2 separate regions of the Homo sapiens genome follow, and region 2 is linked to region 1. A link is a loop called in an ENCODE intact Hi-C map of the cell type or tissue named here. Cell type or tissue: PC-3. All regions are shown on one strand. Each heading gives the region's core, and the rest is flanking DNA. Links, peaks and the distances in the headings are about the cores only. Region 1 has its middle 92 kb from the start of PCLO. Region 2 has its middle 42 kb from the start of PCLO.

Evidence for each region. Hi-C counts contacts between places; a loop is a spot of excess contacts. Peaks named below come from ENCODE experiments on the same cell type or tissue, not always from the same donor. Only the 100,000 strongest peaks of a DNase experiment are listed, where the experiment ranks them.
Region 2: a loop joins it to region 1, with 2.4 times the contacts of the local background. A loop is called at or near these places in 1 of 110 quality-filtered maps.

Annotation. Positions count from the first base shown.
Region 1 is chr7:83,252,545-83,256,950 of GRCh38, reverse strand. No RefSeq gene overlaps it. Among named protein-coding and RNA genes, the nearest start is that of PCLO, 92 kb to the right of the region's middle. In PC-3, for the core only: no CTCF peak of the experiment used is centred there; no DNase peak of the experiment used is centred there.
Region 2 is chr7:83,202,908-83,207,313 of GRCh38, reverse strand. No RefSeq gene overlaps it. Among named protein-coding and RNA genes, the nearest start is that of PCLO, 42 kb to the right of the region's middle. RefSeq lists an enhancer at 2,064-2,686. In PC-3, for the core only: no CTCF peak of the experiment used is centred there; a DNase peak (open chromatin) is centred at 2,453.

The sequences.
Region 1 (4,406 bases), core at 118-4,117:
TCTTTTCTCAAGCTTACTTTATTGTAATACAGTATATAGTAATTGTAATATGTGTTACAAAGTATGTGTTAATCAACTGTTTATGTTTTTGGAAAGGCTTTCAGGCAACAGTAAGCTATTACTTAAGTTTTTGACTGTGTAGGGGGGGTTCATAGCCTCCCCTATGTCATTCAAGGGTCAACTACATGTGTGTGTGTGTGCATGTGTTTATGTGTGTTAGCATCAGAATCCATTAACAGTCTGACTCCAGAGCTTGCCCTCTCAATTACTGCAATACATTGCTACTTCACACTTGCCTATGTGCTATCTAAAATTCTACTCAGCATACAAAGGATATTGAAAAGGGATGCTTTGTCAATACATAAAAAACAAACAAACAAAAAAGTTCCTTCTCTAGGTATTTCATTTATATAATAACGACCACTGAAGTCTAATTTTTTTTTTTGCAGAGTATGAAAATCTCTCCTTAGGTATACTTTGCTGTTTTCACTTAGAATAAAAAGTGTCTGCCAAATTTTAAATGACACCTTTTTTGCATGTTAAAAATCCTCCTTTTCAGGAATCCTGTTATATATCTCTAGTTCTAGATTCAATAATCTTCATATTAATTACAGAAAAGGGTTGTTAAATAAATGGAATTTAAGACAGAAATTATAACTATATAGTTGGCTAATTGTTGACAGTAAATATGAAATTATAATAAATTAGTGAATTTCTAACTTTTTTAAATATAATGAATTGTGATATTTTCTGTATCATTTAAAAAATCAAATTTAGTCTAGCTTCATGTTTGCATCTCGATGAGCTTGACGGATGTTCGATCTCAGTGGTTTGAGAGTTTGTGTTTGTTTGTGTATTACAGTGGAGATGGCCTTTATCTCCTTAGCGAGATATATACATATATATACGCACACACATATATGTACACATATATACACATATACACACATATGTACTATATATACATATATACACATATGTACTATATATACATACATATATACTCATATACTCATGTATATACACATATATGTGTATACATATGTATATGTGTATGTGTACATATATGTTCATATATGTGTGTATATATGTTTATGTGTATATATGTATGTTATGGGGAAGTTATGACTGACTTAAGCATAGGGGAATTTGTTGGAAGAATATTGGGTTGGCAAAGGCGGTGTTGAGGGAGCAGGCTTTAGATGGACAGGAATTGAAGGAGTCCTGAAAGAAAAGAGGAACGAAACAGCAGCCAGGACATCTGCTATCACTGCTACTGCCATCAGAGTCACTATGATGAATATTCTCCAAACTTTCTTTCCATCCTGGTGTTACTGGCTCAAAATTTGCAATCCCAGGAGAGAGCATCTGGTTGTCATATTTTAGTCTCATGCCAGCCTTCTGGTTAGGCCAAGGTATGAAAAGAAAAGGTATCTTGCGTCTATAATGAGGGCCAGGCACCTGGAATCTTCTTCATGCCAAAATTAGACGACTCAGAGGAAAGATTTCCCCAAAGAGAGATTGGACAAACAAGCGATTACACAAGTTAACTGTAAAAGAGAGAGAACTTTCTATGCTTTAGTACATCATGATTGCCACTGGTGTATCCTAATTACTCAAGTCCACCTATTTCCGTGAAGGCAGGCAATTCAGCTACATCATTACCAAGTTGCAGTGCCTTACCAACTTGGGGTTGCTAAGTGATCTTAGTAGAGCTGGAGTACTTAGGGCTTAGTGTTCAGCCTCTTTTGATCTTGCCACCTCCCAGACGAAAAATAATTGCCAGGAAATTGGGTGAAACTGATCTCTGCTACTTTGCAATGGTGGAAAATTTACTTCCTCTTTCTCAACATGACCCTGCTCAGCCCTAAAAATGCACTCCAATTTCATCCTTCCCCTTCTAGATTACTTAAAGCTGCAATTGTAAAACTTTTTAAAAATTACTTTCAGGCCGGGCGCGGTGGCTCACGCCTGTAATCCCAGCACTTTGGGAGGCCGAGGCGGGTGGATCACGAGGTCAGGAGATCGAGACCATCCTGGCTAACATGGTGAAACCGCGTCTCTACTAAATGTACAAAAAATTAGCCGGGCGCAGTGGCGGGTGCCTGTAGTCCCAGCTACTCGGGAGGCTGAGGCAGGAGAATGGTGTGAACTCGGGAGACGGAGCTTGCAGTGAGCCGAGATCGCACCACTGCACTCCAGCCTGGGCGACAGAGCCAGACTCCGTCTCAAAAAAAAAAAAAAAAAAAAAAATTACTTTCTTAAATTCTATTGAGTATATCAAAGATTTATCATATTAGAAATGAAAGAAGAAACTTTTAGAGTACAAAAGTATGCAAGAGCACTTTCTGTTTATTGTCAACACAATTATATAATTTTAGTTATTAAAAAGAAATTATTATGACCTTGTGGACCCCTACAATGATCTCATGGATCCCCAGGAGTCTCCAGATATGTTTTGAGCATCGGTGACCAAGTCTAAACTTCTCAGTGAGTTTAAGCTTTTATGAAAGATAGAAGATTTCTATGAGAAAGTTATCTTCAAAAGCTTCTTTTTTCAACTCCACACACACAAAAAATCTGGCTACCTCCTGGAATAGAGAAAAAATAAAATAATACAGTAATAATAACAATGTCTTCGAAACATTTACAGTGAAAGAAAATAGAATAAAATATAATATGATATTGCTCATTATATTTACTCTCCAGATAAAACCACTGCCAATGAAAGAAAAAAATGTAACTGCTTTCAATACATAGACTTAGATAAGTAGTGTTTTGCCTTGTGGATAAATTTAGGAATTACCTAAAACATACAGAGCCATAACTTTTCCTGCATTGATATATTCCTTCATTCCATTTAATTACTAATGAATTGTGAACCAAAACATAATGAAGAACACTTTTTAGATTTGATTTTTTTTTTTTTTTTTTTGAGACGGAGTCTCGCTCTGTCGTCCAGGCTGGAGTGCAGTGGCGCTGTCTCAGCTCACTTCAAGCTCTGCCTCCTGGGTTCATGCCATTCTCCTGCCTCAACCTCCCGAGTAGCTGGGATACAGGCGACCGCCACCACGCCCGGCTAATTTTTTTGTATTTTTAGTACAGATGGGGTTTAGCCGTGTTTGGCAGGATGGTCTCGAACTCCTGACCTTGTGATCCGCCCGCCTCGGACTCCCAATAGATTTGATGTTTTATACATATGAATCAATTACTTCCAGCAAAGCTTTACGGAAATAACAATGTTTCTTTAATTTTCATTTTAAGAATTGATGTGCATGCACAGGTCAGTTGCTCTGAATAACACTGTTTTTTTGCCCTGATGTTTGACTTGGGAAATATATATCCATATAGAGTCTGATTATTATTATTACAAGCCAGTAGTAAACTTTGCCAAAGGCTACAAGATGGTTCACATATATCTGGAGGAGAATACTTAAATACATATAAGAATCACTTGTAGGTTTTCTGATTAAACAGAATTTACCTAATAAATTGCCACAGAATTGTAGATTCAGAATAAAAGGAGGTAAATAATTGAGAAAACTTCTTTCGAAGACTTTTGTTTTTAAGAATGAATTTTAATCAGAAATAATAAAAAGTAGTTACTTCTTGGAGGATTTATTTTTCGATCATCTTATTTCTCTCATAAGAGAGCTTCCAATAAATTTTTTCCATGGAGTATATTTCACACACACACTCAGAGGAGTGTAATTTCTTGAACATTCATAGTCTATTTTCCATTAGGACTCTGTTTTTGAAAAGCTGCAGAGAGTGTAGTTTCATGTCTATAATCTCATTGTTTTGATGTATTAAAGGTTTTCTTAATTCTTTTGAGAAACCATTTATAAGCTTTTTAAAAAGGTAGTGAGGCTGTGCTTTTATGTCTGAAATTTAACAACAGATGATTTATTAACCATGAAGTGAGGTCAAGTTGACTGCTAGATTCTCTGGGGGCAAAAAAGACAAAACAACAGCAAAAGCAAAAACATCAACAAAAGCCCCATAAAATATTACCAAAGCAGTATTAGACTTTTTGCAGTGTTGTTTAGCCTTTATTTTTCTTTTGTGACATTAATAGATAAGTATTGTGGTGAAAAAACTTAAAACAAATATGAAATTTAAAAAAATCTGTTTATAAAAAATGGATTTGCAAATATGCATCTCACTATTTTTTATATTTTATTTTATTTTATTTTATTCATTTATTTTGAGACGGAGCCTTGCTCTGTCACCCAGGCTGGAGTGCAACGGCACGATCTCCGCTCATCGCAACCTCTGCCTTCTGGGTTCAAGTGAGTCTCCTGCCTCAGCCTCCCAAGTAGCTGGGATTATAGGTGCGCACCACCACACCCAGCTAATTTTTTGTATTTTTAGTAGAGATGGGTTTTCACCATGTTGGCCAGGCT
Region 2 (4,406 bases), core at 186-4,185, 50 kb after region 1:
AAGCATCATTCACTAGACAATGAGGAGAAAGAAAGGAGGACAAGGCTAAAGATCAGAAACTCTGGCCCTGACATTACTGAGCTACTAAACCAGCTTCAAAAGTCATTGATTTCTAGACTTTCTGGTATACATGGAAAATAAATGCTTTTGCTTAAAACAAAGGGACGTCATGTTAACTTTCAATTACTGGACTAGCTTTCTTGATTCCTTTGAAGAAATTTTGAAAACTGTACTTTGTCATGAAATTTTTAAAAATTCTAAGTCCCTTTGGCCCTACTTTTAAGATGTTAAGAGCATACTAGAACATCAATTTTTTTTATAAAGGATGAGGAGAAAGAGAGAAAAATCCAGTCATTCATGTTCTGGTAGATTATTGGAAATTAAAAGGGAGAGTGAGAAGGAGCAAGGATATCAGAGGCAGAGTTCTTATCCTCCCTCATGCTCCCACCTGGTCCGCAGCTCAGGTTGGGTGCCATAGAGGCTTCCAAATTTAACCAGGGGAGGAAAGTGTCAGAAAGCTGCAGGCCCTTAGGAAATATTCCCCTTTCAGTTCTGCCATATCAAAATGCCCTATTAGTAGGTACATGAACATGGCAGAGAAAAGCAGATAAATAGATGAGCCTAAGACTGTGGTCTTGGTTCTTCAGAACTTGTTCCATTTTGGAAAAGATGGAGTTAAACAACTGTCCTGTAATCCCTGTTAATCCTATAGGAAGGGAGGCCAGGATATTCCTGGGGAAGAAAAAAGCAGGCAATCTGGTCTAATCTTCTGGTAAAAGTACTAATAACAAACCTCCTGGAAAATAAACCAATATTTATCAGGAAGAGAATTTTACCTATGGAATTCTTTTAACAGGATATTCCTGGTTTAGGGTTGCTTATGGTAAACAATTATAGAATCTACAGATTCATGAAGCATGACTGCAGACTCTGTCATATGTGCTATGCAAATATATAAGTATAAATGAGGATATTAAATAACTGAGATGTTCCCTGTTGTGTAAGGCAGCCTTGTGCACTTCATTAAAGATCTCATGTATTTTTCTTGGTCATAGAGCATGACCGATCTGTGAAGGAAGCACCTAGGACCTGGGACCTGGTGTATCCAGACATTTTCCTTCTTCATCTGGATACTTACTTGTATTTTTGACATTGTTTAGGAAAGTTAGACACTGGGTAATATATCTGACTTGTGTGTCACTTGGATTTGACAATATGATCCTTTGTGTTGCCTCACATATAAAGGACTCTAAATTGCTCCTGTGCTCTATGAAGAAGATGCAAAGGTGCTAAAAGGGCCAGGGAACTACCAAAGACTTTACACAAAAAAAACAAAAAAAGTCACAGTGTTCAGAAAATAAATGTTTGGTCCAATGTTGGTGAACTTATTGTGATCCAATAATTTTTGTAGAATAAAAGCTCCATAAGAATGGGGATTCATTATTCTGTTTTGTCACTCTATTTCTAATATATTTACTGAGCGCATAGTAAATTCTCAGTAAATAAAAATAAGACATATAAAATAATATTTATCAATAATAAATATAGATAATTAAATGTATAAATAAGTAATTGCATATATCATAATTTAAATAGTCTTTTCAGGTAATTCATCCTCTGCTTGGATGTCTCAGGGATGTGCTCAAATATGTCCCAGGTACGGCGCTCTCATGCTCCTCTCTAGACGGTATCAATGTACATGGAGTAGGAGTTTATGTAACCATGCAATAAAAGAGAGATTAAGAAGGTCATTGAATTAACATTGGAATTATCTGAATCTCCTGAGATCTCTGCTGTGGTTAGAGTAAGAGAGACCTCAAATATCAATATGCTAGCATCTAAAGTAATTTAGAAACTTATTTCTTTATAAGTGTTTCTAGCATTGATAATCATTGTCATGCTAAAGATGTGAAGAAATTCAGCCTCAGGACTCAATCCTGACAAGTGGCTTCTTTCTTCTAGGATTTACCTTTCTATTTCTTCCTGCGTAATACACTATGGGATTAGGACTTGAATTCAGAAGGCTGCAAAAGAATACGTTTTGAGGGCAAAACGAAATCAAATATTTAATATTTGCAAAATATTTTCTCTCTTATCTAAAGTCACAAAGTCCCTCCTGCTTACCCTGATTTGCTTTCTCCTCTCCTACATATTTCTGCTGCCTCCCTTTATACAGCAGCAGAAAAAGGTAGGCAATTCCCATTTGGAGATCCAAAGATTTCAAAGAGAAGGGGATGGTAATGGACGCAGCCTTGAAAAAGAGAAGTGGTGAATGAAGACATGGAGAAAAGGTTTGAGGAAGAGAAAATCAATGAGAATACATTCTTCTCTAGTCAAAGAAATAGCCCAGCAGGTACACTGTTCAGTGAGTCTCCCATTTCAGGTAAATGGGTTTAGACAAAGGACACCATTTAACTATACCTCCCAGATCTCCTCCCAGATCTTTGACCACTGACAGATATTTGAGTCATCCGCATGGTGAGCAACAGAAAGACAGGAGAGCAAGTTACAAAGATTGTAGAGTGATCAGAATTGACTAGAAGTGCCAGATGAAGTTCAATTCTTCAAAAGGAGAAGAAAATGGGTTACTTAGCTGAAATATAATGTAGAAAGGCAATGAATTCAATGAAATAAGTAAGGTCAGCAAGGCCTTGGAAAGAAAGAGAGAAAATTAGGAAGGGGAAAATTGCGTTTATATTCTTATGAGAACAAAAAGGAAAGAAAAAACACAGTGGGAGTTTAATCAAGTAGTTAAGAGCTTTTTGCATACAGTTTTGAAAAGAGAGAAAATATGTGCACTTAGAGACTGGGTCATATAGGGACTAGTTACACCCATTCTAGAAAGTGCCCAGGAAAAGTTTGACAGGATTTTTGATGCAGAAAGATGAAGCTCTGGAGATAAAAAATAATTCAGCTTTATTAACCCTCCCACTGAGAAGGATGCTTTTGTGAGAGACAGATGACACAACTGCTGAGAAAATCTTTGCTGGCCACCTAAATGTATGTCTAGGAAACCAAAGATCAGCACAATTTAGGAAAATTAACAGCATGAAATAGAAGGCTTAATCAGAACAAATGACAAGGAAGAGAACAGATAATTTAGGGAACAAAAGAAAAAAAAATTCTGATGGATGTCCTCAGAAGGATTATAGAGGATGCTGCATCCGAAAACAAAATCAAGCTTCTATAAAAAGAAGCAATCAGAAAACAACAAAAAGTTTGAGAACTGTTCAAAATAGATCGAAAAGTTTTTTTTAATCAATGAAAGGGCTGGATATTAGATTTAAATAATGATAGGCCAAACGAATAACCCAAAGATGAGTCAAGAAGGTGCTCTAAAAATTTTAGGAAATGAAAGAACTTGCCATATCTTCCTAAAAAGAGATATTGGTGGAAACAGATAAAAAGATAAGAGAGCAGAAAATCAAACAAATAAGAAAAGAAGGTCTCCTTGACTTGAAGAAAAACATCCTTCTTCAGACGGAAAGGAACTCTTTGGATTGAGCAAAATAACTAAGAAAAGACCAGCACTTATACAGACCCTGGAAAAGTATTGCAACCCCTAAAACAAAACCTTCTACAACTTATTTATAAAGAAGTTCAAAAAACAGGTGGACTTCAGACATCTTATCTTTCATAATAGACACAAGAAGAAAATGAAGTATGTTTTCAAAATCTCAAAAGACAGGTAAAAGAAGAACTCAGAGTTCATTATTCAGGCAAATTCTCATTTAAATATGAGGGAACAATAAATACATTTTTAGATGTCTATGGTTGCTGGTACTGTGCTATGTTTGGGCCTTCTCTAAAGATTTGCTCAAGTTGGTACTACCAAATATGAACAAAATAAGTTCAAAAACTGGAAGGACGTGATAGATAAGAAGCAGTCATTAGAAAAGAGATAGTGGTTATTAAAGGAAATTACAGTTATGTCCAAAGAGTTTTAAATTTAGGAGGGCACACATTTCCTGAACCAAAGAGTTAATATTAGCTGTGAAGGGTGATATATTTTATCTGTGTGGATCAGAAGCAGCTTGGGTAGCTCTGGACATGAAAGGTAAGTGGGTGGATTTCAATAGGTGTTACAGGTCTCTCGGTGAAGATGAGCTGTAAACAAAGTATAGAGACAGGAAAGAAAAAAGTGATTTTAGGGAACGGCAAATGGATCAGTCACACTTGAATCACTGTTGGAAAATAGTGAGAGATCAGAATGAAAATATGATAGGAATACAGTGATCTTGATATTAAAATTAAAGTGAACAAAATAAGATGTTGCTTATTAGTATTTAATACCTTTTTGTATTAAAGCAAAACAAGGCAAAATCAAAACTAAAAGCAATCTCAAAATTATACCAACTGTTCTTCTTTTTTATTATTTCTGTACCTTAACTAATGCTTTCCTTCTG